Regions from separate parts of the Homo sapiens genome. Here region 2 is linked to region 1. The links are chromatin loops, found by intact Hi-C in ENCODE. Cell type or tissue: transverse colon. All regions are shown on one strand. Each heading gives the region's core, and the rest is flanking DNA. Links, peaks and the distances in the headings are about the cores only.

Region 1 (16,756 bases), core at 3,630-11,629:
AAGGACACAAGAGACAACTTTAAGGATTTTCCATTGGCCAAATCTAGGACAATTTGTGCAACAAATTAAACGATGACAATAATGGGTTATAGCCCATAGAATAAAATAAATGCACGAGTCCATACCAATATAAATAAATAATTGAATATATAAATAAATGGAGGAGAATGGAAAGCTCTTTCTTACAGTTGAATTCTAGCTAATACATGTAGAATAATAATGGAAAATGGATTATTACCATTTGGCAAACACCACCGTAACAATTATTTCAGGCAAGAATCATCCGTGGATGCTAAAATTAGTGAAAGTATGATGATCTTGTAAACAGAATATTCACAAAATATTAAAGTATCTCCCCACAAGACACTGATTAATTATAAGGATAAAAAGAGTAACTTTACGGTGGAAGAACCTGGGAGACACCACCTTAAATTATCAAAGGTAACACCACCAATAATTAGACATATTCACATCATATGCCTTCTGTTATGATGCACTGTAAAGAACATAGTCTCAGCTGGGTGCAGCGGCTCACACCTGTAATCCCAGCACTTTGGGAGGCCGAGGTATGTGGATCATCTGAGGTCGGGAGTTTGAGACCAGCCTGACCAACATGGTGAAACCTTGTCTCTACTAGAAATACAAAAATTAGCCGGGCGTGGTGGCATGCACCTGTAATCCCAGCTACCTGGGAGGCTGAGGCGGGAGAATTGCTTGAACCCGGGAGGCGGAGGTTGCAGTGAGCCAACATTGCACCACTGCACTCCAGCCTGGGAGACAGAGTGAGACTCTGTCTCAAAAAAAAAAAAAAAAAAAAAAAAAAAAAGAACACAGCCTCACTTCTGTGATATTCTTGTCAAAAATACAAAATCTGAATTTAATCATGAGGAAACACTAGACAAACTGAAATTGAGTGATGTTCTACAAAAAAATTGACCAGTACTCTTCAAAAATATCAAGGTCAAGAAAAGCAATGACTAAGGAATTATTACACACTAAAAGTGATATGAAATCAAATGCCACATGTGGTTTTTATTTTCTCCTTTCCAACTTTTATTTTAGAATCGGGGTACATGTGCAGGTTTGTTACAAAAGTGTATGTGTGATGCTGAGGTTTGGGGTGTGATTGAACCTATCACCCAGGTAGTAAGCATAGTATCAACAGGTAGTTTTCAGTGTTGCCCTTCTCCCTCTCTCCCGAGTAGTCCTCAGTGTCTATTTGTTCCCATCTTTATGTCCATGCATACCCAGTATTTAGCTCTCATTTATAAGTGAGAATATGTGGTATTTGATTTTTTGTTCCTGCATTGATTCAGTTAGGATAATGACCTCCAGCTGTATTCATGTTGCTGCAAAGGATATTATTTCATTCTTCCATAGCTGCATAGTATTTCATGGTAATATGTGCCACATTTTCTTTATCCAGTCTACCATTGATGGGCAACTGGGTTGATTCCATGTTTTTGCTGTTTTGAATAGCTCTGCAACAAACATACAGCTGCGTGGGTCCTTTTGGTATAATAATTTATTTTCCTTTGGGTATATACCCAGTAATAAGATTGCTGAGTTGAATGGTAGTTCAACTCTTAGTTCTTTGAGAAATCTCCAAACTGTTCTTCACAGTGGCTGGACTAATTTTACATTTCCACCAACAGTGTATAAATGTCTGCTTTTCTCCACAGCCTTGTCAACATCTGTTATTTTTTGACTTTTTAAAAAATGCCATTCTGACTGGTATGAGATAGTATCTCATTGTGGTTTTGGTTTCCATTTCTCTTATGATTAGTGATGATTAGTGATATGAAGCAGTTTTTCATATGTTTGTTGGCAACTTGTATGTCTTCTTTTGAGAAGTGTTTGTTCATGTCCTTTGCCTACTTTTTAATGGGGTTATTTGTTTTTTGCTTATTGAATTATTTAAGTTATTATAGATTCTGGATATTAGACTTTTGTCAAATGCATAGTTTGTGAATATTTTCTCCCATTCCATAGGTTGTCTGTTTACTCCCTTGATAGGTTCTCTTGCAGTGCAGAAGCTCTTTAGTTTAATTAGGTTCCAAATCAATTTTTGTTTGTGTTGCAATTGCTTTTGAGGACTTAGACTTACTGTTTTTTTTTTGTTTTTTGTTTTTTGTTTTGCCAAGGCTGATATCAAGAAAGGTATTTCCTAGGTTTTCTTCTAGGATTTTTATAGTTGGAGGTCTTACATTTAAGTCTTTAATCTATCTTGAGTTAATTTTTGTATATGGTGATAGGTAGGGGTCCAGTTTCATTATTCTGCATATGGCTAGCCAGGTATCCCAGCACCATTTTATTGAATGAGGAGTTCTTTTCCCATTGCCTATTTTTGTTGCATTTGTCAAAGTTCAGATGGTTGTAGGTGTGTGGCTTTATTTCTGGGTTCTTTAGTCTGTTCCATTGGTCTATGTGTCTGTTTCAGTATCAGTATGATGTTGTTTTGGTTACTGCAGCCTTAGGAGCAGTGTCCAATCTTTTGGTTTCCCTGGGCCACATTGGAAGAAGAATTGTTGTGGGCCATACGTAAAATACGATAACATTAATGATAGCTGATGAACTAAAAAAATTGCAAAAAAATCTCATAATGTTTTAAGGAAGTTCATGAATTTGTGTTCGTCACATTCAAAGCCATTCTGGGCCACAGGTTGGACAAGCTTGCATTATAGTATGGTTTGAAGTTGGATAATGTGATGCCTCTTTTTGCTTAAGATTGCTTTGACTATTTGGGCTCCTTTTTGATTCCATATAAATTTTAGAATCATTTTTTAAAAATTCTGTGAAAAATGATGTTGGTAGTTTGATAGGAATACTGTTGAATCTGTGCATTGCTTTGGACAGTATGGACATTTTAACAATATTGATTCTTCCAATTTATGATCATGGAATGTTTTTTCATTTACTTGTATCACCTCTGTAGGCTTTATTCCTGGGATGCAAAGTTGGTTCAACATATGCAAATTGATAAATGTGATTCACCACATAAACTGAATTAAAAACAAAGTCCTATGATCATCTAAATAGATGTAGGAAAAACTTTTATAAAATCAGACATCCCTTCATGATAAACACTCAACAAACTAGGCATCAAAGGAACATACCTGAAAGTAAGAGCCATCTATGACAAACCCACAGCCAACATAATACTGAATGGCCAAAGCTGGAACCATTCCAATTGAAAACTGGAACAAGACAAGGGTACCCACTCTCACGACTCCTATTCAACATAGTACTAGAAATCCTGGCCAGAGCAGTCGGGCAAGAGAAAGAGATAAAAGGCATCCAAATAGGAAAAGAAGAAGTCAAACTCTCTCTCTTTGCTGATGATATCATTCTATACCTAGAAAACCCTAGAGACTCTGCCAAAAGGCTCTTAGAACTGATAAACAACTTCGTGAAGTTTCAGGACACAATACCATTGTACAAAAATTGGTAGCATTTCTATACACCAATAGTGTTCAAGCTGAGAATCAAATCAAGAATGCAATTCCATTTACAACAGACACACACACACACACACACACACACACCCAGGGATACATCTCAACAAGGAGATGAAAGATCTCTATAAGGACAATTACAAAACACTGCTGTGCTGGCAACATATAATTTTGAATGGGATCCTGGTTCCCCAAAAAGGACATGATTGGTAGAATTTGTAAAATTTGAATAAGGTCTATAGTTTAAAAATATTCTATCAATGTGAATTTCCTGGTTTTTATTATTATACTATAGGCTATACATTAATATCTGGGAAACCTGTGTGATGGTTATATTGGAATTATTTGTACTAACTTTACAACTCTTGTAAGTCTAAAATTATTTCAAAATTTAAAATTAAAACAAAGTTAAAAATTGTCAGACATGAGCTGGGCGCGGTGGCTCATGCCTGTAATCCCAGCACTTTGGGAGGCCGAGGCAGGCGGATCACGAGGTCAGGAGATCAAGACCATCCTGGCTAACACGGTGAAACCCTGTCTCTACTAAAAATACAAAACAATAGCCGGGCGTGATGGTGGGCACCTGTAGTCCCAGCTACTCGGGAGGCTGAGGCAGGAGAATGGCGTGAACCCGGGAGGCGGAGCTTGCAGCAAGCCGAGATGGTGCCACTGCACTCCAGCCTGGGCGACAGAACGAGACTCCATTTCAAAAAAAAAAAAAAAAAAAAAATTGTCAGACATATGCAGCTAATTTCATTGAAGGATGCCCAGAGAATTGCAAAAATAGCTAGTTTGAGAGTAGTGAGTGACCACTTGAACAGCATGTTTTCTGGTTTCAAGACAAGGCTTTGTATCAGCTAGTATAGGCTGGGTTATGCTGTGATAAAAAGAAACCTAGAAATCTTAGTAGCTTAACACATAGAACTCTATTTCTCACTCACACAAAGTCTACTATGGGTCTGGGAGGGCAACTCCCTAAGCAGCAATTCTCTGTTCCTACTTCTCATGTGGCTTCCACAGTGCCTTGATGGGGAGGATAAGCATAGGCAGTCTTAAACCCTTTGTCCAGGAAGTTCCACGTCACTTCTGCTCAAAGCTCATTGGCCATTAGTAGTCATGTGATCCCTCTAACTGCAAAGAGATTGGAAAGCATGGGGGAAGCCTATTGATAGCAATAAATGCCTTTGCCACAGTGCTATTATCTTGCAGATAAGGAAACTGGCTCGTCCAAATTAAGTAAATTCTTCAAGGCCACATAGTTTATTAATAGTGTATGAAACTTATTGTTTGACTTAATTATTTCCAAACAATATGATGAAAAACCTTTTCTTTCTCTGAATGTCTTATGTGGTAAAAAGCCAGCAAGGGTGTCTCAAAGGCTTATCCTCATGAATGTAACCAGAATGGAGGATTAACAAGATGGCTCCCAAGAACTTGTTAATATGGGAAAGATAGTCGCTTGAGAGTTTAATTAAATCCACACTTGGTAGGTTAATAACTCGACCATAGGGTATACACTGGTGTGATTTTCGTTACCACTGACCTAACGTCTCTATCAGAGGCTCAATCTCCCTTCTCTGATCCTACGATTACACTCTGTAGGTCTTGTTTTTTATTTTTATTTTGAAAATATAGCATACATACACAAAAGTATATGAAAACCTATATGTATAATTTAAGGAAAAATAATTCATATTCATATACCCACTAATGGACGAAGTGTTTGTAATTTAAATACGCTGGAATCCCTGGATATATTCTTGCTGGATTGCATGCCAATCATTCATCTCCAGAAGGAGTTACTATCCATAATTTGTGTTAATAACTCCCTTAGTTTTCTTTATTGTTTTTACAACCTGGTAACATGTCCCTAAATAATACATAGCTTAGTTTTGCCTGTTTTTAATCTTTATATAAAGGTAATCACTCTTTATGTGTTCTTCTTTGGCTTGTTTTTTCAGTTTAGCATTGTTTTTGCGATTTATCCATGTGGATGTAAGTAGCTGTAGTTTAATTTTCATTGCTTTGTAGTATTCTATTTTATGAATATACCATAACTTATTAATAAATTCTACCTTGAGGAGCATTTGGGTTTCTTCTCTTTTTTTTTTTTTTACAGTACTGCTGTAAACATTTTTGTTCACATTTCCTGATGAACATTGGTACAAGTTTTTCCTGGATTTTATATCTAGGACTGAAATTGTTCAGCCGTAGAGTATACACATGGTCAACTATACTACGTAATTAAAAACTGTTTTCCGAAGGGTCTGTGCCAATTTAACTTCACCAAAGAATGAGAATTGCTTCGTATCATTATCAAAATTGGGAATTTGAATTTTCAGGTTTTTTTCTCTGATATGGTGGTGTGAAATGATATCTCATTGAGGTTGTAATTTTAATTAAAAACTTCATTCCCCTGATAATTATGTTAAACATCTTTATATAAGTTTATTAGCCATTTGAGATTTATTTTCCTTGAAATTCTTTTTATTACCTTTGCCTATTTTTCTATTGGGTTTTATCCTTTTGATTAATTCACAATAATATATATTTATAAATATAAATATATTTATAAAGAATTCTTGTATGTTGTGTACACATGTATAATTTTAATCTTTTGTTGGTTTCTAATCCTTTTTTTTAGGCAGGGTCTCACTCTGTCATTGGGGCTGGAGTGCAGGGGCATGATCACGGCTCACTGCAGCCTCGACCTCCTGGGCTCTAGCAGTCCTCTCACCTCAGCCCCTGAATAGCTGAGACTACAGACGCACACCACCACACCTGGCTAATTTTTGTATTTTTTGTTGAGATGAGGTTTCGTCATGTTGCCCAGGCTAGTCTCGAACTCCTGAGCTCAAGCGATCCACCAGCCTCAGCCTCTCAAAGTACTGGGATTATAGGCGTGTGCCACCACGCCCAGCCTGATTTCTAATCCTTTATTGATTATACATATGCCAAAGATTTTTTTCAGCTTATGGCTTTTTATTCTTTTTGTGTTGTCTTTGTTTTGTAGAATGACATTTCTATTTATGACTTTATCTTTACAACATTACATACCCTTTGCACAGCAAGACCTTATTAAATATAGAAATTGCCTTGATAAGGTAAATCTTTGGGGGTGATTCTAAAAACTGAGGCTTTCAGAGCTTTGGTATGTTTGGGAAGATTAATGGTTGACAGAGTTTGCAATGTATGATTATAATACAAATATAAAGAAATCCAAGAAACAGACTTTTTTAAAAATCACATCCAGACTCCTAATAAATTGCCTTTCTAGACAAACACTTTTCCTTGTGATATATTCATTTTGTTCTTTTGGTTTTTGTTTATCTTATAGTCTCTGATGATTTCTTTGAAAATAAATTGCAATATAATAATATTTTGAGTTATTGCACTAGCCCAATAAAACAAAGTTGCCTGTTTGCCTCAGTACATTTATGCTGTTGAGAATAGGATGTGCTCATTTGCCCAGTTATTCTCCAGAACACATGACAGTCATCTATTTCACTGATCTTCAACTGATTTCAGAAAGATCTTCAATTACTGGTGGATCTTCTCCTACTAAATGGAAACCGAAAGAAAAGTGAAATTAAACAATAGAAACAATTAAATAAACTTGAAGAGAAGCTGACCAAGATATATAAATTAGGATATCTAAGTGTTTTTCTAAAATCTTTAATCTTTCATGACTACATTGAATGTTTATTAAAGTTTACTGTACAAATTTTCCATTTATCATTTGAAAGGCCTTATTATGAAGGCAATTCTTCCCATTTGATGACAAACGTCAGGCTTGGGGTGAAATTTGATTTTCCTTGAGATACAGACTTCCTTCTCCATTTCTAAAGTAAAGTTTTATTGTTTCTCCAGTGCCTGACCAACCTGGATGCATTGGTAAATCCAGTTATTTGCTTTCCACAGGATGCTGAGAAATTGTAAAAGAGAGCTGGGTGCAGTGGCTCACACCCGTAATCCCAGAACTTTGGGAGGCCGAGGCGGCGGGTGGATCACGAGGTCAGGAGATCGAGACCATCCTGGCTAACACGGTGAAACCCCGTCTCTACTGAAAATACAAAAAATTAGTCAGGTGTGGTGGTGGGTGCCTGTAGTCCCAGCTACTTGGGAGGCTGAGGCAGGAGAATGGCATGAATCCAGGAGGCAGAGCTTTCAGTGAGCCGAGATCATGCCACTGCATTCCAGCCTGGGCGACGGAGCGAGACTTTGTCTCAAAAAAAAAAAAAAAAAAATTGCAAAAGAGTGAGATGGTCTTCCTGCTCACCTCCAATCTTTGGAACTGGGGTTGTCTTTTCTGTCAGAGAACCTTATTAACAGTATATTTTCACTACCTGAATTACTAATACTCAGCATAGTCTTTGACTGGGGGATTGCTGGGTCAAATTTCTGCCTCTGGGTCTTTGAGGAATCACTACATTGTCTTGCACAATGGTTGTACTAATTTACACTCCCACCAACAGTGTAAAAGTGTTCCTTTTTCTCCGCAACCTCAACAGCATCTTCTTCTAGGATTTTTATAGTTGGAGGTCTTACATTTAATCCTGAATCCATCTTTAGTTAACTTTTGTGTATGGTGATAGGTAGGGTTCCAGTTTCATTCCTCTGCATATGGCTAGCCAGGTATCCCAGCACCATTTATTGAATGGGGAGTCATTTTCCCATTGCTTATTTTTGTCAAGTTTGCCAAAGATCAGCTGACTGTTATTTCCAGGTACTCTATTCCATTGGTCTATGTGTCTGTTTTTGTACCAGTAGCATGCTGTTTTGGTTACTATGGCCTTATGATATAGTTTGAGGTTGGGTAATGTGATTCCTCCAGCTTTTTTCTTTTTGCTTAGGATTGCTTTGATTATTTGGGCTCTTTTTTGATTCCATATGAATTTTAGAATAGTTTTTTTCTAATTCTGTAAAAAATGATGTTTGTAGTTTGATAAGAATAGTGTTGAATCTATAGATTGCTTTGGACAGTATGGCCATTTTAACAATATTGATTCAATCCATGAATATGGAATGTTTTTCAATTAGTTTATGTCATCTATGATTTATTTCAGCAGTGTTTCATAGTTCTCCTTGTAGAGATCTTTCACTTCCTTGGTTAGAGGTATTCCTATTCCTTTTTTGGTTGCTATTGTAAGTGAAATTGTATTCTTCTTGATTTGACTCTCAGCTCGAACATTACTGTTGTATATAAATGCCATTAATTTTGTATCCTGAAACTTTACTGAAGTTGTTTATCAGTTCCAGGAGCCTTTTGGTGAAGTCTTCAGGGGTTTTCTAGGTATAGAATCGTATCATCAAAGAAGAGAGCTAATTCGACCACTTCTTTTTTTATTTGGATGCTTTTTCTTTCTTTCTCTTGCCTGTCTGCTCTGGCTAGGACTTCCTGTTTATCTTCTTAATTAGCATGCAAGAACAAAGAGCTTAGGGATTTCTTTGTCTTGTTCTCTGCTGTATCCCCAGCATCTAGAATAGTACCTGACACAAAGCAGGCTTTGACTGAATTTGTTAAATGAATGAATACATGAATGAGGTGATGGATTCCCCTAAAGTAATGGCCACTTTTTTGGACACCAATGAACCTTTCTCTATTCATATGTTTCTAGATGAAACTTCAACTGTAGACATGCCTCTATTACCTGTGGTTGTTGTTTCAAGCCCTTGTTTTGTTAAGCAGAGGGAGGGTGGGATTGCCTTGCTTGAAAAGAAAAACTAATTTGACAGTAAAGGCCAGAGTTATAACAAATCATAAAGAGTTCTATCAACTTCAAGTGCACTCTTTTTTCAAATGCAACTTGTAAGTCACCTTGACATTAAAGAACATCAGCACTGGTATGGACCTCTAGGACTTTGTCAGGCATAACTGTCATTCTTCAATAGTTTGGAAAATACTAAAGGGCAATGTGCCATTTTGTAGATTTTTTTTAAGCAGCTTACATTTAAACTTGAAGAAATCCTACATTTCTATCATCTGTATATATATATATATATAGAGAGAGAGAGAGAGAGAGAGATTCATAAAATGTTATATTTGTCTATGACTGAGATATAATCTAATCCAAATAATTTATTATGCAAATAAAGATGATGCCCAGAGCTATTGATTTATCCAAAATCATTTCAGAAATGAGTGGCATAATCAGTACATCTACCTAGGTTCCTGACACCTAGTTCAGTTTTTCCTTCCAGCACTTAAATGTCAGTCAGTATAGTTGTCACCAGCTGACCAATTGAAGTAGCTGGTACTTCACAGCAAGACCTGCTTCTCTGAGCTTGTCCCTCTGACCAGAGATGATGGATCCAGGCATGGACATCTGACCTACTCTTATTCAAGCAAATTCTGGGTCAAGGTTGTTAAGTTTGGAACAGAATGAGATTCGGTCTTTCCTGAGGGTGGAAGTCATGAGCTGAAAGCCTTGGGAACTCTGGGCACCCATGTTTCCTTCCTTGTGGGAGAACCAAGGCTGCAGTGAAGCAGAGTGAACTCTGTTTGCCCTAAGAAAGAAACAACTCCTAAAGAGCAAGAGAGACTCCAGGCAGCATCTGAGTCCTCACTTCCAGGTTCCCAGCTGCCTTCCCTATAGTAGGGCTACTAGAGAATCTCCAGGGTCTTTCCATTCCTTTGGACCAAATCAATTTGAGTGTGTTTCTGTCATTGTCACAAAAAACATACATATTGAATAACTAGAAGATTTATAGCAACATTCTAATCTCCCAAGGAAAGACAAATCAATATTGAGCTTCTACTACATGTCAGGTACTGGAAATACATTGTTTTTTCAACCTAACAATCCTATGAAGCTGGTCTTATTTTCTGCATTTTAGATTAGGGAAGTGAAGTTCCATGCTAAGTCAGAAGGCCTTAAGTACCTGCATTCAAATTTGAATTCAGATGCTCAAATTCCAAAGTTTGTAATCCTTCCAATGAGTCACATTGCCTTAAATTCACTGTGATCTATGCTTTGCTACTCAAAGTGTGACATCACCTGGAAGCTTGTTAGAAATGCAGAATCACAATCCCAACGTCAGACTACTGAGACATTATCTGTACTTTAAAAAGATTGCCAGGTGATTCGCATGCATGTTCAAGTCTGAGAAGCTCTGATCTAGTAGAAACAAAGGTACAGGGAGATGTAAGCTGAATAACTTTGAACGGTAACCTAACATTTCAGAATCATCTCTAAAATAAGTAAAATAATATCTACCTCACTGGAATTATTGTGACTGAGAAAAGAAAAATATCTCAGAGCAGTCTGAGCTATGCAAGGTGTACAAAACTTATTAGGCCAAGAACAACATGAATATGGGACTTCAGTCATTCATGCGCTAACCCCCTTGTGCCTGGGGCAGTTATTTAAAGGCATTTGTTCCTGACTAGCTGCCTCACTCACTATCTCAATGTTCTGGAATTTGTGTTACAAAGAACAATGTATAGTCAAACAACAGCTTAAAATTTTTTTTTAGAGATGGTGTCTTGCTATGTTGCCCAGGCTGCTTTCAAACTCTTGGCCTCAAGGGATTCTGCCACTTCAGCCTCCCGAGTAGCTGAGATTATAGATGTGAGCCACTTCACTGGCTCTCATGTTTTGTAATGTAAATTCTTGGTAAACAACTTAGGAACTGCCTCTTCTGCTTTATAAGCCTACTTGTAACTGCTGCTAATTGGAACATATATTCAGGGCAACATGAATCTCTGCTCCCAGGTTGCAATCCTCAAACTTGCCCCAATTAAACTCTCTACTTATATTAAATTTGCATCATTTTTTTCTTTAGGTCAACATGAGGATGATATGAGCTAGGGTATAAAAGCCCTGGCTAGAGTACCTAGCTAGGGTATAGTGCCTGGCATAGTAGGCTCTTACTGTAGTATCCTTACATTCCAACATTAAATAAATGTATCATTCTTCTCGTTGTTGGACAGCACTGATAAACACATACACAAAATGATGCAGATAAGAATGTATGTATGCATAATGAACAAGCATTTCCTCAAAATAGTATTGTGACTGCAAGCGTAAAAGGTCAAAGGGAAATATGGTTTGATTTTCTTTGTCATAATGGGTATACAAAATTAAGTTCACACTAGCGATGTCAATGGCAAAGCAACAATGAAAGCTAACCAATTTGAATAAGAGACACAGAATTAAAACAAAAGTTAACTCTAGTAATTTTAGAAGTAGCAGAGAAGTTGTGTAGGTTGAGAGAGGGAAAAGAATATTGGATCAGAAAAGGAATACAGTTTTTAGGAAAGTTGCTAATTATTTCTACTGCTTTCAGATCATAAGACCTAAATTGGATAATCATATAACTCACAGGATACAGAAAAGAAATGTGATTGCTATTGTATTAAAAATATTCATTTTCTCTCTTGTATATTGATAGACCTGTCCACAAGGAAGAGTGTAGAATTTTAGCAATAGTACAAGTAGACAATAAAGTATTTTAAACACTTGAATATAATTCAAGACTTTGGTAATTTTTCTCTATGCCAGAAATATTACATAAAAGAAAATGCTTTTTTTTTTAGAATTTCATTAAATATTGTACATACAATGAAGAAAATCACAAAATGTTAGTGAAGAGCATGAAAGTCTTCAATCATTGTACAGTGGTAGGAAAGAGAATAGTGTAAAATTTTAACTTATCCACAAATGTATGTATAGATTTGACAAAATTCAATTGAAATCGCAATGGAAGTTGAGGAATTTGACAATGTGATTCTAAAGTTAATCAAGAAGTATAAACAACAAATACTAAGCAAGGAAAGTAAAAATAAAACAAACAAAAAACTAGGAATGAGAGATACACATTTTTAACGAAGTAATCTGTATACATAGTTTAAAGAGTCACAAAAAGGTAGGGGGACTTATATTAATCTCCGCCTAAAAAATTACCCCAAGCTGGCTGGGCACAGTGGCTCACGCCTGTAATCCCAGCACTTTGGGAGGCCGAGATGGGTGGATTGCCCGAGGTCAGGAGTTCAAGACCAGTCTGGCCAACATGGTGAAACCCTGTCTCTAATAAAAATACAAAAAAATTAGCTGGAAGTGGTGGCGGGTGCCTGTAATCCCAGCTACTGGGGAGGCTGAGGCAGAGGAATTGCCTCTGCTGAGGCAGAGATGGAGGTTGCAGTGAGCCGAGATCGCTCCATCGCACTCCAGTCTAGGTGACAGAGCGAGACACCGTCTCAAAAAACAAACAACCCCCCACCAAAAAAAAACCAAAAAACAAAAAACCCCAAAATTACCCTAAGCTTAGCAGTTTATAACAACATTCATTACCTCACATGGTCTCTGTGGTTAGGTCTCTGGGACTGATTTAATTGGATGGTTCTGATTCAGGGTCTCTCATGAGGTTGCAGTCAAGTCAGGAGGCGGCCATCTAAAGGCTTGACTGGAACTTGGACGATCTACTTCTAAGGTCACATGCCATGTGGGCCCCTCCAGAGGGCAGTTTCAGTGAGGCAAGGGTCTCTAAAAGAGCAAGCAGTTCGTCTTCACAAGTAGCTCTTTTAATAGGTTCACATTCTGATCTTTTAGGAGCAAAAATTTCCAGAAGCAAGTAACGAAGTTTTGTTCTGCTTGTTCTAGTTTTGTTAAACACAGGTACGGGAAAGTATGGCTGGTCTCAGAATCATTTAACAGAAGATGGGAAACTATGTTTGGTTTTAACATTGTTCAGCACAGGAGCAGGGTATTATGTTGGCTTCTTTCTCAGATCTACGAAGGGAGGTATGGGATACTTGGCATATATGCACCCAGGAGGGACTGGTGACTGCAACTTTAGGGTTAGAATAGACTTCACAGAAGAGGTGTCATAGAAGCCGAGACCCATAGGATGAGTCAAACTTCCTTTCCTTATCTGTCTCTCTCTTTCTTGTCTTGTCTTGTCTTGCTTTGTCACCGAGGCTGGAGTGCAGTGACCCAATCTCAGTTTACTGCAGCTTCAACCTCCTGGGTGCAAGCAATCCTCCCTCCGTCACCTCCTGAGTGTCTAGGTCTACAGGTGCATCCCATCATGCCTGCCTAATTTTGTTCATTTTTTGTAGAGATGAAGTGTCACTATATTGCCCAGGCTGGTTTCAAACTCCTGGGCTCAAGGCCTTCTCCTGCCCCGGCCTCCAAAGTGCTGGGACTACAGGCATAAGCCACCATGCGTGGCCTAAAATTTCTGTAAGTAAAAAAATATTGGCCGGGTGCGGTGGCTCATGCCTGTCATCCCAGCACTTTGGGGGCTGGGACAGGGGGATCATCTGAGCTTAGGAGTTTGAGACCAGCCTGGCCAACATGGTGAAACCCCGTCTCTACTAAAAATACAAAAAATTAGCTGAGTGTGGTGGTGGGTGCCTGTAATCTCAGCTACTCAGGAGGCTGAGGCAGGAGAATCGTTTGAACCCTGGGGGTAGGGGGAGGGGGCGGAGGTTGTAGTGAGCCGAGATAGCGCCACTGCACTCCAGCCTGGGTGACAAAGCAAGACTCTGTCTCAAAAAAAAAAAAAAAATATATATATATATATATAGAGAGAGAGAGAGAGAGAGACAGAGAGAGAGTGCATGAGAGAGAGCAAGTAAACAAAAAACTAGGAGAACTACTCTTAACATAAAGAGACAATGGGTTGATGTTCTCAAAAGTGTATACTGCATAATAAATGAGATTAGTCTCCAGAAGAAAAATAAAGGACAAAATCAGACAATTCTCAAAAAATAACTGCAAAAATTAAATAAGGAAAGACATGAAAATGTCAACATACCATTTTGTTGCTTAGCAAATTGTAAAGAAGAAAAATTTTGTAATAAGCAATATTGTGTGTGAACAGTGAGAGGATCACACTCAGAAAGGGCCTAGTGGGAATGTTGAGTGGGCCACTGTTTCGGAAAGCCAATTTGGCAAAATGTATTATAAGCCTTAAAAGCGTTCATTCCCTTTGATCTAGTAACTTCATATTATAATAATTTAATCTAATAAAAATATTTATAAATTCAAATCAAGATATATGAACAATGATGAGGTGCTGTTTATTTTAGTGAGAAAGTGGAAAGAAACTCAATGCCCAACAACAAGTTAATGTTTAAATTTTTTTTTTTGAGATGGAGTTTTGCACTGTCACCAGGCTGGAGTACAGTGGCATGATATCATCTCACTGCAACCTCCGCCTCCCGGGTTCAAGTGATTCTCCTGCCTCAGCCTCCCGAGTAGCTGGGACTACAGGCGCGTGCCACCATGCCCAGCTAATTTTTGTATTTTTAATAGAGACGGGGTTTCACCATGTTGGCCAGGATGGTCTCGATATCTTGACCTCATGATCCGCCTGCCTCGGCCTCCCAAAGTGCTGGGATTACAAGTGTGAGCCACCGTGCCTGGCTGAATGTTTAAATTTTACTATGTCTATTGGATGGAATATTATGGAGCCATTGAAAGTGCCACGTTCTAGGATTATTTATTGAAAGCACTTACGATATAAGTAAAAAAAAAAAGATACATATATAGCGTAATCCAATTTCACTAAAAATATGTCTTTACATGGGTAGAAAAATGCCTGAAAGGAAATGGTGCAAACTTAAAAAAAAAAGCATGGTGTGACTATGAGAAGTCTATTTCTGCTTTATATCTTTCTGCATTTTATACAATGACAAGGTATTATTAGTTTTCTTCTGTTTTTAAAAGTTTCTGTATTGTAAAATATGACATAGATATTGAAAAATGCATTAAAAATTACAGTTTAATGCATTATTAGAAGTTTTATTTCTTGACCGCCACCTGTGTGAATAGTGAGGACTACTGTTCCAGTAGTAGTAAGGTTTAGTAAGTAGTAAGGATAGTGGTTATTATTTAGTAAACTAGTAATTTAGTAAGTAGCTTAGTATTTAATAAGTAGTAAGCTAGCAAACAGTGCGGACACTGGAGTAGCTGGTAAATGGTGGAGGTTCCTCACCATTCGCCAGCTTCTTCAGAAACCTTCCATGTTTCTTCTCCCAATCACACCCCGTCTGCCTACCCGCTGGGAAAAAGAACCACTATTCCAATTTTTATTGTAATTAACTCTTTGCTTTTTGTTATGGCTTATCGCCCAAGCATTCATTCTTAAACATTGTAATTTGATTTTGCCTATATCCTAAAATCTTTTAAGACTTTAAAAAATCTCCACATTCCCTTTTCATTCCCTGCCCCGCCTTTTCTGTGTAATGTACTTGTTGTATATATCAGGTCATTGTCCTATAGTCTGGATTTTGCTGAGCTCAGGCCCAGAGTGTAGTTTAAGGTATTTCTTTGCCATCTGTATTTCTTGCAAGCTGGCAGTTGAATCACAGATGTGATCAGAAGCTGACGGATAGGTGGTTTAGGACACATTTCTTAATTCAGACTCTAGAGCTCCCTCTGCTCTTGTCCTCCTGTCATTTTCCAAAGGCAGTGACTTACTTTCTGAGATCTCCTGGTTCCTTCCTGTTTTTTTTTTTTTTTCCTATTTTTCTAACCTATACTCTTTGGATTCAAATCCCAGCATTTTCTCTTCCATTTGGGAAAGGAGTTTGGGATAGTTAGATCCGAGAGTTTATGGGCCCCAAACTGCTTCAGTCTATGGGAAAAATGAAAATCAGAATATAAATTTTAAAAGTGGCCCAAGATAGCTACAGGTTGGAGATATGGCTAATAAAATCTAGGTTTATGAACTAAGCTGTACTCACACCTGCAGGGCTGGAGTCTGTCAAATATTTCACTGACTTGTGGTAATTACAACCTTGTCTATCAGATAAAACACAAAGGCAGGATAAAATCAATCATTCCTCTCCAGACTCCAAGGCCTACATGTTCGTTAAGCACATATTTGCTTTATCTTACATATAATGTCAATGAGCACCAATCAAAACCGTAGAACATCCCCTTTGCTTCACTACTCCCCTTCTCCCATTTTCTAGTAGCAGAACCTATAAATATTGTGTCTTGTATAGTCTACTCAGGAACACACTCTCAGTTAGCTCTGAGGTCTGTGTTTCCAGGGTTATTAGTCCTCAAACTTGGCCCAGAAACTAACTTTAATTTTCTTTAAGCTACAGTGCCTGTTATATAACCATTCCATCCACAAGTCCTGTCAAAACTCCCCTCTTACCCATTGCACGAATCCACTCTTAGAAGCGCAAAGCTCCTCTCAGTTTCAGTTACTGTTCTCAAATTGGCTCTCTGAACTTTCCAGTGAGTCCCATCAGCTACAGCTGTCCCTCAGTATGTGGGGGATTGGTTTCAGGACCCTCCAGACCCAGCATACCCAAATCTGCAGCTGCCTTGATATAAAAT
Region 2 (16,756 bases), core at 4,588-12,587, 47 kb before region 1:
TGTCCAGAATGGTATTTCCTAGATTTTTTTCTAGGGTCTTTATAGTTTTAGGTTCTCTATTTAAGTCTTTAATGCATCTTGAGTTGATTTTTGTATATGGTGAAAGTTACAGGTTTAATTTTAATCTTCTGCATGTGACTAGCCAGTTATCCCAGCAGCATTTATTAAATAGGGAGTCCTTTCCCCATTGCTTGTTTTTGCAACTTTGTTGAAGATAAGGTGGTTATAGATATATGGCTTTATTTCTGGGCTCTGTATTCTGTTCCATTGGTCTATGTGTCTGTTTTTGTATCAGTACCATGCTGTTTTGGTAACTTTTTTTTTTTTTTTTTTTTGAGATGGAGTCTCGCTGTGTTGCCTAGGCTGGAGTGCAATGTCAAGATCTCAGCTTACTGCAACTTCTGCCTCCCAGGTTCACGCCATTCTCCTGCCTCAGCCTCCCAAGTAGCTGGGATTACAGGTGTCTGCCACCACGCCTGCCTAATTTTTTTTTTTTTTTTTTTGTATTTTTAGTAGAGACGGGGTTTTACTATGTTGGCCAGGCTGGGCTTGAACTCCTGACCTTGTGATCCACCCACCTTGGCTTCCCAAAGTGCTGGGATTACCAGCGTGAGCCCCCTCGCTGTGCCTGGTTACTCTATCTTTATAGTATAGTTTGAAGTCAGATAGTGTGATGCTTCTGGCTTTGTGCTTTTTGCTTAGGATTGCTTTGGGTATTTGGGCTCTTTTTTGGTTCCAAATGAATTTTAGAATGTTTTTTTCTAATTCTCTAAAAAATGTCATTGGTAGTTTGACAGGATTAGCATTGAATCTGTAAATAGTTGTGGGCAGTATGACCATTTTTAAAATACTGATTCTTCCTATTCATGAGCGTAGAATTTTTTTCATTTGTTTGTGTCACCTCTGATTTTTTTCAACAGTGTTTTGTAATTCTCACTGTAGAGCTCTTTCACCTCCCTGGTTATCTGTATTCCAATTCCTTTTTGTTGCTGTTGTGAATAGGATTTCACTCTTGATTTGTCTCTCAGCTTGGATGTTATTGGTGTATAGAAATGGTACTGATGTTTGTACATTGATTTTGTATCCTAAAACTTTGCTGACATTGTTCATCAGATCTAGAAGCCTTTGGGCAGAGACTATGGGGTTTTTTGGGTATAGAGTCACATCATCCATGAAGAGAGAGAGTTTGACTTCCTCTCTTCCTGTTTGGATGCCTTTTATTTCTTTCTCTTGTCTGATTGCTCTGGCTACGACTTCTAGTGATATGTTGAATAGGAGTGTGGGAATGGGCATTTTTGTCTTATTCCAGTTCTCAAGGAGAATAGTTCCAGCTTTTGCCCATTCAGTATGATATTGGCTGTGGGTTTGTCATAGATATCTCCTATTATTTTAGGATATGTATCTTTGGTGTCTAGTTTGTTGAGGGTTTTTAATATGAAGGGATTTGAATTTTATCAAAAGCCTTTTCTGCATCTGTTGAGATGTTCATGTAGTTTTTGTTTCTGTTTATGAGATGAATCACTTTTATTGATTTGCATATGTTGAACCACACTCTGTATCGCAGAAATAAAGCCTACTTGATTGTGGTGGATTAGCTTTTTGATGTGCTGCTAGGTTTGGTTTGCTAGTATTTTATTGTGGATTTTTACATTTATGGTTGTCAGGGATATTGGTCTGAAATTTTCTTTTTTTTTTGTTGTGTCTCTGCCGAGTTTTGATATCAAAATGATGCTGGCATTATCAAATGAGTAAGGCAGGAGACCTTCCTCCTCAACTATTTGGGATAGTTTCAGTAGAATTGGTACCAGCTCTTCTTTCTATATCTGGTAGAATTGGGCTGTGAATTTTTCTGGTCCAGGGCTTTTTCTGGTTAGTAGTTTTTAAATTACTGATTCAATTTTAGAATTCATTATTAGTCTGTTCTAGTATCCATGTTCTTTCTGGTTCAATCTTGGGATTGAACCAGATTCCAGGAATTTATCCATTTCTATTATGTTTTCTAGTTTGTGAGGTATTCGTAATATTCTTGGTCAGTGGTAATGTCCCCTTTGTCCTTTCTAATTGTGTTTATTTGAATCTTCTCTCTTTATTAGTCTAGCTAGCAGTCTATCACTCTTATTTATTCTTTTAAAAAACCCACTTTTGGTTTTGTTGATCTTTTGTGTGGTTTTTCCTGTCTCTGTTTCATTCAGTTCAGTTCAGCTCTGCTCTTCTTCTGCTACCTTTGGGGTTGGTTTGCTCTTGTTTATCATATTCCTCTAGGTGTGATGTTAGGTTGTTGATTTGAGATCTTTCTGACTTTTTGATGTGGGCATTTAGCACTATCATCTTTCCTTGTAACACTGCTTTAGCTGTGTCCAGAGTTTCTAGTATGTTGTATGTTTGTTTTCATTAGTTTCAAAGACTTTCTTGATTTCTGCCTTAATTTCATTGTTTACCCAAATGTCATTGGGGAGTTGATTGTTTAATTTTCACTTAATTGTTTGGTTTTAGTAGATCTTCTTGGTATTGATTTCTGGTTTCTTTGAGTTGTGTTCCAAGGGTGTGGCTGGTAGGATTTTTTTTTTCTAATTTGTTGAGAATTGCTTTATGGCCAAGTATGTGATCAATTTTAGAGTATGTGCCATGTGCAGATGAGAAGAATGTACATTCTATGTTGGGTGGAATGGTCTGTAGATGTCTGTTAGGTCCATTTTGCCAAATGTCAAGTTAAGGTCCCAAATATCGTTGTTAGTTTTTCTGCCTCAACAATCTATCCAGTACTGTCAGTGGGGTGTTAAGGTTTCCCACAATTGTTGTATAGTTATCTAAGTCTCTTCATAAGTCTCTAAGAACTTATTTTATTAATCTGGGTGCTCCAGTATTGTGTGCATATATATTTAGGATAGTTAAATCTTGTCATTGAATTGAATACAGAGCTACTGCCAGTAGGAATGTTCAGTTGGGTGTGGGATAGATGCTCCTGGGGGCCTTGCCTTGTGAAGAGTACAGGGTGGGCACTCACAAGGAAGAGAGACTAGGCTCCTCTCTGTTTGGCAGTTGTGGTATCCTGGAAGTGGCAGTGAAGTGACCAGTCCCTTTGTTCCTTCTCTAGAGTAAGGGCAATAAGCGCAGCACCACTTCAGCTGCAGTGGCAGAGTGGCTGTGGGTTGTCTCTGGGATTTCCTCATCAGTAAAATGCAGAGCTGCCACTGACTGAAGTGTTCAAGTCGGGGCAGCAGAGTTGTACTGGCAGCCAGGTAGAGAGGCCCTGCCCAGTGAAAAGTAACAGGGACAGGGACCCATATGGAAGGCGTCCCGGCTACTTTTCCGTAAGGCAGCCATGCTGTGCTGAAGCACAGTCATCCTTAAGCTCTTTCTCATGAGCCCGAGGCCAGTAGGAGTGGGGCTGCTCAGTGGCAAAAATGGTGGGCCTGCCTATTACCTCTGGGGGCTCTGTCCCAGGGAAATGCAGAACTGCTACCAGCCTGAGAGCTCAGGTGGGGCTGGGGTGGTCATGCTGGGGGTCCCAGGCCGGTGGGCCTTGTCCAGCAAGGTACAGCAAAGGCGAGGCATTCAGTCTGCCCACTCCTCAGCCCTATATATAGGTTTGGCCTTTATCCTAGGGGCATGAGAGAGAGCCTGGCCTCCCCCATTGCTGGAGCTATAGCTACTAGTTCCATGAGCTAGTAGGGGTCCAGGGCCCCTTGGTCTCTGCATGTGCCTGAGTGGTGGCTTTGCCCAGACTCCATGCAGCTCTCTGTGTCGGTGCAGAGGCCTTAGGTGGAAGGGGTCAGGAAGGATCTTCTGAGCTCAGGGTTGCAAAGGTCCATGGCAGAAGTGTGGGTGCCCAGGGGCTCTCACTCACCATTTCCCCACATTGATTGGGGAGTCTCCCTTGGCTCCACACCAATCCTGGGTGAGCAGCTATCCTGTCTCACTCCTCTCTGTTCTCCATGGGTTGCATTGCTTCCTTGATGAATCCTCGAATGTCCTCCTGGATGATTCAGTTGAAGAGCTGATGTTTACTTACCACTCTGTCTCCTCTCCATGAGAGCAGTGCACACTAGCTGCTTCTAGTCAGCCACCTTTTGTAGTTTAAATTTTAGTTCAGGTTTTAAAACCTTTGCTATGCTTCTTTTGATCTGTGCAACCTTTACGAAGCTCAGGGATAAGCCCAAGTCTTGCATAGGCTCATATACAGACTTAGATGATCCCCCTTTCCAGCTCTCTCCTCTCTGGAAATTACCACACATTCTGGCCTTCTGAGGCCTCTTTTCCTGGTTCCTCTGTCTAGAAAGATAGGTTTTTATTGCAGTTTTAGCCACTCATGCTGCTACTCTTCTGCACAGTTCTGTGACTAGGGCCTTTCCTTGGGGGAAAAGCCATGAGATAGAAAAACAAAGACCTGGGAGACTTACCTGTTGGAGGTAGCACCTCAACATTTTTGACTACCTTCCATGACTGACTGACTTTTATTTACTTTTCAGAGTCCTCAGGTAGTTATTTCATTTTATCTAGAGCTTTAGAGGGAGAATTAGGCTATAGTGGGCTTGTCCTACCATACTGGAGGTAGGACTTTGAAACTATGGTTAAATGTTTTATTGTTTCTTTATATGAGTCATGGCACAAGAAAGTAAGTTCCATGAGACCAAACTGTTTTCGTAGCACTTAAACATTATTAAAAGTGCTAGATTTATAGAAGGACTCAAATTGAATGGGAAACATGTTGATATGTGTGCTGCTTGTTAGAAAAGGAACAGGTCTTTATTACAAATGGAAGTGTGGCACCAGACATCACCTAGTGTCATGTGTTACAGAGACAAGCACTAGCAATGAAAAGAAAATCTACATCCCTCAACAATTAAGAAGTATGTATCATCTCAAAGTATAATTAAATCTAATAGTTTTCAATTTATTTGGAGTGAAGCAATAGATTATTTGCAAATAGTATCTTTTAAACACAGAGTATTATCCACAAGTAAAATTTGTATTAGTTTATTTGAGCTATCTTATGAACTATATATTTTTAACTTTAAAAATATTTTTATTGATACATAATATTTGCACATATTTATGGGGCATATGTGATATTTTGTTAGTTGCATAGACTGTGTAATGATCAAGTAGGGATATTCACGATATCCCTCACCTCAAGTATGTGTCATTTCAATGTTTTGGGAACATTTCGAGTCCTCTCATCTAGCTATTTTGAAATATACGTTGTTGTGAACTATAGTCACCTACTCTGCTATCGGACGTTAGAACTTATTTCTTCTATCTAACTGTATGTTTGTACCAATTAACCAATCTTCCTTCATCCTCTGCCCACAACACACATACCCTTCCCAGTCTCTGGTAACCATCATTCTACTCTCTACCTCTATGAGATTAGTGTTTTAGCTCCCATGTATGGGTGAGAACATGCAATATTTGTCTCTCTGTGCCTGGCTTATTTCACTTAGCATAATGACCTCCAGTTCTGTCTATGTTGCTGCAAATGACAAGATTTCATTCTTTTTATAGCTGAATAGTATTCATATATATATATATATATATATATATATATATATGATCACATTTTCTTCATCTATTCATCAATTGGTAGATAGATACTTAGGTTGGTTCCATATTTTTCCTATTGTGAATAATGCTGCAATAAACATGGGAGTGCAGGTATCCCTTTGACATACCAATTTCTTTTCCTTTGGATAAATACCCTGTAGTGGTATTGCTGGATCATATGGTGGTTCTAGTTTTAGTTTTTTGAGATATATCCATACTGCTTTTCATAATGGCTGTACTAATTTACATTCCCACCAACACTATGAAGAGTTCCCTTTTCTCTGAATCCTTGCCAGCATCTGTTATTTTTTGTCTTTTTAATAATAGCCATTCTAACTGGGGCAAGATGATATCTCATGATTTTTGATTTGCATTTCCTTGATGACTGGTAATGCTGAGTATTTTTTATATACTCGTTAGCCATTTGTATGTCTTTTGAGAATTGTCTACTCGTGTCCTTTCTCCACTTTTAAATGGCATTTTTTTTTGTTTCTTTTTTTTTTTTTTTTTCTTTTTGCTGTTGAGTTGTTTGAGTTCCTTGTATATTCTGGATAATAGTTTCTGGTCAGATGAATAGTTTGCAGATGTTTTCTCCTATTCAACGGTTGTTTCTTCACTCTGCTGATTGTTTTCTTTGCTGTGCAGAAGCTTTTTAGTTTAATATAGTCCCATTTTTCTGTTTTCATTTTTGTTGCCTGTGCTTTTCAGGTCCTAGCCATAAGATATTTGACTAGACCAGTGTCCCGAAGTGCTTCCTGTGTGTTTTCTTCTAGTAGTGTTATATTTTCAGATATTTCTTTTAAGTCTTTAATCTACTTTGAGTTTATTTTAGTATATAATGGAATATCTACCTTATTCTGCATATGGATATTCAATTTTTGCAGAACCATTTATTGAAGAAAGTGTCCTTTCTCCCATGTATGTTCTTGGTGACTTTGTCAAAAATCAGTAAGCTGTAAAAAAAATGTGGATTTATATTTAGGTTCTCTATTCTGTTCTATTAATTTATATGTCTATATTTATTCAAATATATTTTTATTTGGGTTACTATATCCTTGTAACTGTTTGAAGTCAGGTAGTATGATGCCTCTAGTTTTGTTCTTTCTGCTTAAGATTGCTTTGATTATTTGGCCTCGTTTTTGTTTCCATATAAATTTTAGAATTATTTTTTCTATTTCTGTGAAAAATGGCATTGGTATTTTGAGAGAAATTTCATGGGATCTGTAGGTTACTTTGGGTAGTGTGGTCATTTTAACAGTATTAATTCCTCCAATCCACAAGCATGAGATGTCCTTTCATTTGTTTGTGCCCACTTCAATTTCTGTCATCACTGTTTTGTAGCTTTCCTTGGAGAGCTTTTTTCCCACTTTGGTTATTTCTATGTAGTTTACTTTTTGGTAGGTATTATAAATGGGATTTCCTTCTTGATTTCTATTTCAGCTAGTTCATTATTAGTGTAGAGAAATGCTACTGATTTTTATATGTTGATTTTGTATTCTGCAACTTTACTGAATTTGTTAATCAGATCTAATAGTTTTTTGGTGGAGACTTTAGGTTTTTCTAAATATAAGATCATGTCATCTGCAAAGAGGGATAGTTTCACTTCCTCTTTTCCAATTTAGATGCTTTTTCTTTTCCGCCTTTCTCTTGTCTGATTGCTCTGGCTAGGACTTCCAGCACTATGTTGACTAGTATACAGTGGTGAAAGTGGGCATCCTTTCCTGTTCCATTCCAGATCTTATAGGAAAGGCATTCAGCTTTTCCCCATTCAGCATGATGTTAGTTGTGGGTTTGTGATATATAGCCTTTATTATGTTGTGGTATGTTACTTGTATGCCTAGTTTGTTGAGAGTTTTTTTTTTTTAACATGAAGGATGTTGAATTTTATTAAGTGCTTTTTCTGCATCAATTGAGATGATCATATGGTTTTTGTCCATCATTCTGTTAATGTGATGTATCACATTTATTGATTTGAATATGTTGAATTATCCTCGCAACCATGGGATATATGACACTTGATCATGGTGTATAATCTTTTTGATGTGTCGTTGGATTTGGTTTGCTAGTATCTTGTTGAGGATTTTTGTGTCTGTGTTCATCAGGGATATTGGCCTGTAGTTTTTGATGTTGGGTCCTTGTCTGTTTTTGATATCAGGGTAATGCTGGCCTTATAGAATGAGTCAGGGAGAATTCCCTCTTCTTCCATTTTTTTGAATAGTTTGAAAAGAATTCATGTTAGTTTTTCATTGAAAGTTTAGTAGAATTTGGCAGACATCTGGTCCTTGGTTTTTGTTTGTTGGAAGACTTTTTGTTACTGATTTAACATCATTACTTATTATTGGCCTGTTCAGGTATTCTATTTCTTCCCGATTCAATCTTGGTAGGTTGTATGCATCCAGGAATTTATCTATTTCTACTAGGTTTTAATGTGAACTTTTTTGTTTCTGGTTTTGTTTGAGTCATTTCACTTTTTTTCTTGGTTAGTCCAGCCAGAAGTTTATTGATTTTGTTTATCTTTTAAAAAATCAGCTTTTGGGAGAGGAGCCAAGATGGCCAAATAGGAACGGCTCTGGTCTACAGCTCCCAGCGTGAGCGACACAGAAGATGGGTGATTTCTGCATTTCCATCTGAGGTACCGGGTTCGTCTCACTAGGGAGTGCCAGACAGTGGGCGCAGGTCAGTGGGTGCAGCGCACCGTGCGCGAGCCCAAGCAGGGCGAGGCATTGCCTCACTCGGGAAGCACAAGGGGTCAGGGAGTTCCCTTTCCTAGTCAAAGAAAGGGGTGACAGATGGCACCTGGAAAATCGGGTCACTCCCACCCGAATACTGCGCTTTTCTGACGGGCTTAAAAAACAGTGCACCAGGAGATTATATCCCGCACATGGCTCGGAGGGTCCTACACCCACGGAGTCTCGCTGATTGCTAGCACAGCAGTCTGAGATCAAACTGCAAGGCGGCCGTGAGGCTAGGGGAGGGGCGCCTGCCATTGCCCAGGCTTGCTTAGGTAAACAAAGCAGCCGGGAAGCTGGAACTGGATGGAGCCTGCCACAGCTCAAGGAGGCCTGCCTGCCTCTGTAGGCTCCGCCTCTGGGGGCAGGGCACAGACAAACAAAAAGACAGCAGTAACCTCTGCAGACTTAAATGTCCCTGTCTGACAGCTTTGAGGAGAGCAGTGGTTCTCCCAGCACGCAGCTGGAGATCTGAGAACGGGCAGACTGCCTCCTCAAGTGGGTCCCTGACCCCTGACCCCTGAGCAGCCTAACTGGGAGGCACCCCCCAGTAGGGGCACACTGACACTTCACATGGCCAGGTACTCCTCTGAGACAAAAATTTCCAGAGGAACGATCAGACAGCAGTATTCGCAGTTCATGAAAAACCGCTGTTCTGCAAACACCGCTGTGGATACCCAGGCAAACAGGGTCTGGAGTGGACCTCTAGCAAACTCCAACAGACCTGCAGCTGAGGATCCTGTCTGTTAGAAGGAAAACTAACAAACAGAAAGGATGTCCACACCAAAAACCCATCTGTACATCACCATCATCAAAGACCAAAAGTAGATAAAACCACAAAGATGGGGAAAAAACAGAGCAGAAAAACTGGAAACTCTAAAAAGCAGAGCACATCTCCTCCTCCAAAGGAATGCAGTTCCTCACCAGCAATGGAACAAAGCTGGACAGAGAATGACTTTGACGAGTTGAGAGAAGAAGGCTTCAGACGATCAAACTACAAGCTACAGGAGGAAATTCAAACCAAAGGCAAAGAAGTTAAAAACTTTGAAAAAAATTTAGACGAATGTATAACTAGAATAACCAATACAGAGAAGTGCTTAAAGGAGCTGATGGAGCTGAAAGCCAAGGCTCGAGAACTACGTGAAGAATGCAGAAGCCTCAGGAGCCGATGCGATCAACTGGAAGAAAGGGTATCAGCAGTGGAAGATGAAATGAATGAAATGAAGTGAGAAGGGAAGTTTAGAGAAAAAGAATAAAAAAAAACAAACAAAGCCTCCAAGAAATATGGGACTATGTGAAAAGACCAAATCTATGTCTGATTGGTGTAGCTGAAAGTGACGGGGAGAATGGAACCAAGTTGGAAAACACTCTGCAGGATATTATCCAGGAGAACTTCCCCAATCTAGCAAGGCAGGCCAACATTCAGATTCAGGAAATACAGAGAACGCCACAGAGATACTCCTCAAGAAGAGCAACTCCAAGACACATAATTGTCAGATTCACCAAAGTTGAAATGAAGGAAAAAATGTTAAGGGCAGCCAGACAGAAAGGTCGGGTTACCCACAAAGGGAAGCCCATCAGACTAATGGCGGATCTCTCGGCAGAAATTCTACAAGCCAGAAGAGAGTGGGGGCCAGTATTCAACATTCTTAAAGAAAAGAATTTTCAACCCAGAATTTCATATCCAGCCAAACTAAGCTTCATAAGTGAAGGAGAAATAAAATACTTTACAGACAAGCAAATGCTGAGAGATTTTGTCACCACCAGGCCTGCCCTAAAAGAGCTCCTGAAGGAAGCGCTAAACATGGAAAGGAACAACCGGTACCAGCGGCTGCAAAATCATGCCAAAATGTAAAGACCATCGAGACTAGGAAGAAACTGCATCAACTAACGAGCAAAATAACAAGCTAACATCATAATGACAGGATCAAATTCACACATAACAATATTAACTTTAAATGTAAATGGACTAAATGCTCCAATTAAAAGACACAGACTGGCAAATTGGATAAAGAGTCAAGACCCATCAGTGTGCTGTATTCAGGAAACCCATCTCACGTGCAGAGACACACATAGGCTCAAAATAAAAGGATGGAGGAAGATCTACCAAGCAAATGGAAAACAAAAAAAGGCAGGGGTTGCAATCCTAGTCTCTGATAAAACAGACTTTAAATCAACAAAGATCAAAAGAGACAAGGCCATTACATAATGGTAAAGGGATCAATTCAACAAGAAGAGCTAACAATCCTAAATATATATGCACCCAATACAGGAGCACCCAGATTCATAAAGCAAGTCCTGAGTGACCAACAAAGAGACTTAGACTCCCACACATTAATAATGGGAGACTTTAACACCCCACTGTCAACATTAGACAGATCAACGAGACAGAAAGTTAACAAGGATACCCAGGAATTGAACTCAGCTCTGCACCAAGCGGACCTAATAGACATCTACAGAACTCTCCACCCCAAATCAACAGAATATACATTTTTTTCAGCACCACACCACACCTATTCCAAAATTGACCACATAGTTGGAAGTAAAGCTCTCCTCAGCAAATGTAAAAGAACAGAAATTATAACAAACTATCTCTCAGACCACAGTGCAATCAAACTAGAACTCAGGATTAAGAAACTCACTCAAAACCACTCAACTAAATGGAAACTGAACAACCTGCTCCTGAATGACTACTGGGTACATAACGCAATGAAGGCAGAAATAAAGATGTTCTTTGAAACCAACGAGAACAAAGACACAACATACCAGAATCTCTGGGACACATTCAAAGCAGTGTGTAGAGGGAAATTTATAGCACTAAATGCCCACAAGAGAAAGCAGGAAAGATCCAAAATTGACACCCTACCATCACAATTAAAAGAACTAGAAAAGCAAGAGCAAACACATTCAAAAGCTAGCAGAAGGCAAGAAATAACTAAAATCAGAGCAGAACTGATGGAAATAGAGACACAAAAAACCCTTAAAAATTAATGAATCCAGGAGTTGGTGTTTTGAAAGGATCAACAAAATTGATAGACTGCTAGCAAGACTAATAAAGAAAAAAAGAGAGAAGAATAGACACAATAAAAAATGATAAAGGGGATATCATCATGGATCCCACAGAAATACAAACTACCATCAGAGATTACTACGAACACCTCTACGCAAATAAACTAGAAAATCTAGAAGAAATGGATAAATTCCTCGACACATACACTCTCCCAAGACTAAACCAGGAAGAAGTTGAATCTCTGAATAGACCAATAACAGGATCTGAAATTGTGGCAATAATCAATAGCTTACCAACCAAAAAGAGTCCAGGACCAGATGGATTCACAGCCGAATTCTACCAGAGGTACAAGGAGGAACTGGTATCATTCCTTTGAAACTATTCCAATCAATAGAAAAAGAGGGAATCCTCCCTAACTCATTTTATGAGGCCAGCATCATCCTGATACCAAAGCCAGGCAGAGACACAACCAAAAAAGAGAATTTTAGACCAATATCCTTGATGAACATTGATGCAAAAATCCTCAATAAAATACTGGCAAACCGAATCCAGCAGCACATCAAAAAGCTTATCCACCATGATCAAGTGGGCTTCATCCCTGGGATGCAAGGCTGGTTCAATATATGCAAATCAATAAATGTAATCCAGCATATAAACAGAACCAAAGACAAAAACCACATGATTATCACAATAGATGCAGAAAAGGCCTTTGACAAAATTCAACAACCCTTCATGCTAAAAACTCTCAATAAATTAGGTATTGATGGGACATATCTCAAAATAATAAGAGCTATCTGTGACAAACCCACAGCCAATATCATACTGAATGAGCAAAAACTGGAAGCATTCCCTTTGAAAACTGGCACAAGACAGGGATGCCCTCTCTCACCACTCCTATTCAACATAGTGTTGGAAGTTCTGGCCAGGGCAATTAGGCAGGAGAAGGAAATAAAGGGTATTCAGTTAGGAAAAGAGGAAGTCAAATTGTCCATGTTTGCAGACGACATGATTGTATATCTAGAAAACCCCATTGTCTCAGCCCAAAATCACCTTAAGCTGATAAGCAACTTCAGCAAAGTCTCAGGATACAAAATCAATGTACAAAAATCACGAGCATTCTTATACACCAATAACAGACAAACAGAGAGCCAAATCATGAGTGAACTCCCATTCACAATTTTTTCAAAGAGAATAAAATACCTAGGAATCCACCTTACAAGGGACGTGAAGGACCTCTTCAAGGAGAACTACAAACCACTGCTCAAGGAAATAAAAGAGGATACAAACAAATGGAAGAACATTCCATGCTCATGGGTAGGAAGAATCAATATCGTGAAAATGGCCATACTGCCCAAGGTAATTTATAGATTCAATGCCATCCCCATCAAGCTACCAATGACTTTCTTCACGGAATTGGAAAAAACTACTTTAAAGTTCATATGGAACCAAAAAAGAGCCCGCATTGCCAAGTCAATCCTAAGCCAAAAGAACAAAGCTGGAGGCATCACACTACCTGACTTCAAACTATACTACAAGGCTACAGTAACCAAAACAGCATGGTACTGGTACCAAAACAGAGATATAGATCAGTGGAACAGAACAGAGCCCTCAGAAATAATGCCGTATATCTACAACTATCTGATCTTTGACAAACCTGAGAAAAACAAGCAATGGGGAAAGGATTCCCTATTTAATAAATGGTGCTGGGAAAACTGGCTGGCCATATGTAGAAAGCTGAAACTGGATCCCTTCCTTACACCTTATACAAAAATCAATTCAAGATGGATTAAAGACTTAAACGTTAGACCTAAAACCATAAAAACCCTAGAAGAAAACCTAGGCATTACCATTCAGGACATAGGCATGGGCAAGGACTTCATGTCTCAAACACCAAAAGCAATGGCAACAAAAGCCAAAATTGACAAATGGGATCTAATTAAACTAAAGAGCCTCTGCACAGCAAAAGAAACTACCATCAGAGTGAACAGGCAACCCACAAAATGGGAGAAAATTTTTGCAACCTACTCATCTTGACAAAGGGCTAATATCCAGAATCTACAATGAACTCAAACAAATTTACAAGAACGAAACAAAGAACCCCATCAAAAAGTGGGTGAAGGACATGAACAGACACTTCTCAAAAGAAGACATTTATGCAGCCAAAAAACACATGAAAAAATGCTCACCATCACTGGCCATCAGAGAAATGCAAATCAAAACCACAATGAGATATCATCTCACACCGTTAGAATGGCAATCATTAAAAGGTCAGGAAACAACAGGTGCTGGAGAGGATGTGGAGAAATAGGAACACTTTTACATTGTTGGTGGGGATTGTAAACTAGTTCAACCATTGTGGAAGTCAGTGTGGCAATTCCTCAGGGATCTAGAACTAGAAATACCATTTGACCCAGCCATCCCATTACTGGGTATATACCCAAAGGACTATAAATCATGCTGCTATAAAGACACATGCACACGTATGTTTATTGCGGCACTATTCACAATAGCAAAGACTTGGAACCAACCCAAATGTCCAACAATGATAGACTGGATTAAGAAAATGTGGCATGTATACACCATGGAATACTATGCAGCCATAAAAAATGATGAGTTCATGTCCTTTGTAGGGACATGGATGAAATTGGAAATCATCATTCTCGGTAAACTATTGCAAGAACAAGAAACCAAACACCGCATATTCTCACTCATAGGTGGGAATTGAACCATGAGAACACATGGACATAGGAAGGGCAACATCACACTCTGGGGACTGTTGTGGGGTGGGCGGGGGAGGGATAGCATTGGGAGATATACCTAATGCTAGATGACGAGTTAGTGGGTGCAGCGCATCAGCATGGCACATGTATATGTATGTAACTAACCTGCACATTGTGCACATGTACCCTAAAACAAAGTATAATAAAAAAATAAAAAAATAAAGTATTACAGGCAAGCATTACTCTGTGCTGCCTTTTAGCAAAGGTTTGTTTTAACCAAATCAAAAAAAAAAAAAAAAAATTCGCTTTTGGGCCGGGCGTGGTGGCTCACGCCTGTAATCCCAGCACTTTGGGAGGCTGAGGCGGGCAGATCACCAGAGGTCAGGAGTTCGTGACCAGCCTGCCCAACACGGCGAAACCCTGTCTCTACTAAAAATACAAAAAATTAGCCGGGCATGGTGGTAGGTGCCTGTAATCCCAGCTACTTGGGAGGCTGAGGCAGGAGAATCGCTTGAACCTGGGAGGCGGAGGTTGCAGTGAGCCAAGATCATGCCACTGCACTCCAGCCTGGGCGACAAGAGCGAAACTCCATCTCAAAAACAAAAACAAAAATACCATTTTTGTTTTGTTGATCCTTTGTATTGATCTTTTTAGTCTCTATTTCATTTAGTTCTGCTCTTATATTTGATCTTCATTATTTCTTCTACAGATTTGGGGTTTGGTTTATTCTTGCTTTTGTTTCTTTGAGGTATATCATTAGGTTGTTCATTTGAGAGCTTTGTGGGTTTTTTTTTTCTGAGGTAGATGTTTGTTGCTATAAACTTCTATTAGCATTGCTTGCCATATCACATAGGTTTTGGTATACTGTATTTAAATTTTCATTCGTGTCAAGACATTTTTTGATTTCCCCCTTAATTTCTTCCTTGACCCAATGGTCATTCAGGAATGTGTTAATTTCTGCTTGTACAGTTTCTGAAGTTCCTCTGGTCATTGATTTCTAATTTTATTCCATTTTGGTCTGAGAAGTTACTTGGCATAATTTTGATTTAAAAAATTTGTTGAGGTTTGTTTTCTGGCCTAACATATGATCTATCCTAAAGAATGTCCCATGTGCTGATGAGAACAATGTATATTCTGCAACTGCAATTTACAGAATGTAATTCTGTAAATATCTCTTATGTCCATTTGGTCTAAAGTGCAGTAAGTCCAATATTTCTATGTTAAATTTCTATCCAGATGGTCTTTCTTATGCTGTGAGTGGGTTGTTGAAGCCTCCAACTATTATTGTATTGGAGTCTATCTCTCCTGTTAGATCTAATAATATTGTTTTTATATACCTGGGTGCTCCATTGTTGGTTGCATACATATTTAGAATTGTTATATCTTTTTGCTGAATTGATCTCTTTATTATTATATTATGACCATCTTTGTCTCTTTTTACCATTGTTGACTTACCATCTGTTTTGTCTGATGTAAGTATAGCTACTCCTGATTGCTTTTGGTTTCCAATTTGTATGGAATGTTTTTTTCATTCCCTTTACTTTCAGGCTATATGTGTTTTTACAGGTGAAGTGAGTTTATTGTGGCAGCATATAGTTGGGTAATTTTTTTTATCCATTCAGACAGCCTACAAATTTTAAGTGGAAAATTTAATTCACTTACATTCAGGGTTAATATTGTTATGTGAGGGCTTATTCTCGTTGATTTATTATTTGATTTCTTGTAGTTTTGTATATCCCTTGTTCCTCTCTTATTGTTTTATCATTGTGGCTTGATGGTTTTCTATAGTGGTAACATTTGAGTCCTTTCTCTGCCTTATTTGTATGTTTGCTATAGCAGTGAGTTTTATACATTTATGTGTTTTCATGATGGTAGATGCAATTTTTTTACTATAAGTTTTAGGACCCCGTAACCATTTCTTATAGAATCAGACTAGTGGTGATGCATTCTCTCAGTTTTTGCTTGTCTGGGAATCAAACAAAAACTTGCTTTCTCCTTCATTTGTGAAGGAAACCTTTGCTGGGTATAGTATCCTTGGCTGGCTTTTTTTTTTTTTTTTCACTACTTTGAATATATCATCTAATTCTCTCCTGGCCTGTAAAGTTTCTGCTGAGGAATCCATAGTTAATCTGATGGCAGGGGTCAGGGGAGTTCTCTTACATATGATAGATGCTTATCTCTTGCTGTTTTTAGAAGTCTCCCTTTGTCTTTGACTTTTGACAATTTGATTATAATGTGCTAGGAGAAGACCTTTTTGACTGTATCAATTTGGTGAACTCTGAGTTCTTGTATCTAGATATCTAAGTCTTTGACTAGACTTGGGAACTTTTAAGCTATGATTTCATGAAATAGGCTTTCTATTCCTTTGGTCTTCTATTCATCTTCTGGAATGCCAAAAATTCAAACATTTGATTATTTTATGATGTCTCACATGTCACATAGGTTTTGTTCATTCTTTTTCTTTTCTTTTTTTAAATAAATTTTGGTCTGGCTGGATTATTTCAAAGACTTGTCTTCAAGTTCTGAAATTCTTTGTTCCGCTTGATCTAGTCTACTGGTGAAGCTCTGAAATGTATTTTTAAATTTTATTTATTGAATTATTCAGTTCCAGGATTTCTGTATCATACTTTTTTATGATATCTATCTCATTCATATCCTGAATCACATTTCTGATTCCTTTGTATTCTGTGATTTCTTGTCTCTCACTAAGCTTTACAATGAATATTTTGAACATTTTTCCCAGCATTTCATAC

Evidence for each region. Hi-C counts contacts between places; a loop is a spot of excess contacts. Peaks named below come from ENCODE experiments on the same cell type or tissue, not always from the same donor. Only the 100,000 strongest peaks of a DNase experiment are listed, where the experiment ranks them.
Region 2: a loop joins it to region 1, with 3 times the contacts of the local background. A loop is called at or near these places in 34 of 110 quality-filtered maps.

The regions. Positions count from the first base shown.
Region 1 is chr3:179,076,296-179,093,051 of GRCh38, reverse strand. No RefSeq gene overlaps it. Among named protein-coding and RNA genes, the nearest start is that of ZMAT3, 13 kb to the right of the region's middle. RefSeq lists an enhancer at 1,700-1,779. In transverse colon, for the core only: no CTCF peak of the experiment used is centred there; no DNase peak of the experiment used is centred there.
Region 2 is chr3:179,124,189-179,140,944 of GRCh38, reverse strand. It overlaps PIK3CA-DT (PIK3CA divergent transcript), which reads left to right. Exons shown (of 3, transcript NR_125401.1): 2 at 8,074-8,176. Among named protein-coding and RNA genes, the nearest start is that of PIK3CA-DT, 15 kb to the left of the region's middle. In transverse colon, for the core only: no CTCF peak of the experiment used is centred there; DNase peaks (open chromatin) are centred at 8,254 and 8,564; H3K4me3 peaks cover 540 bases.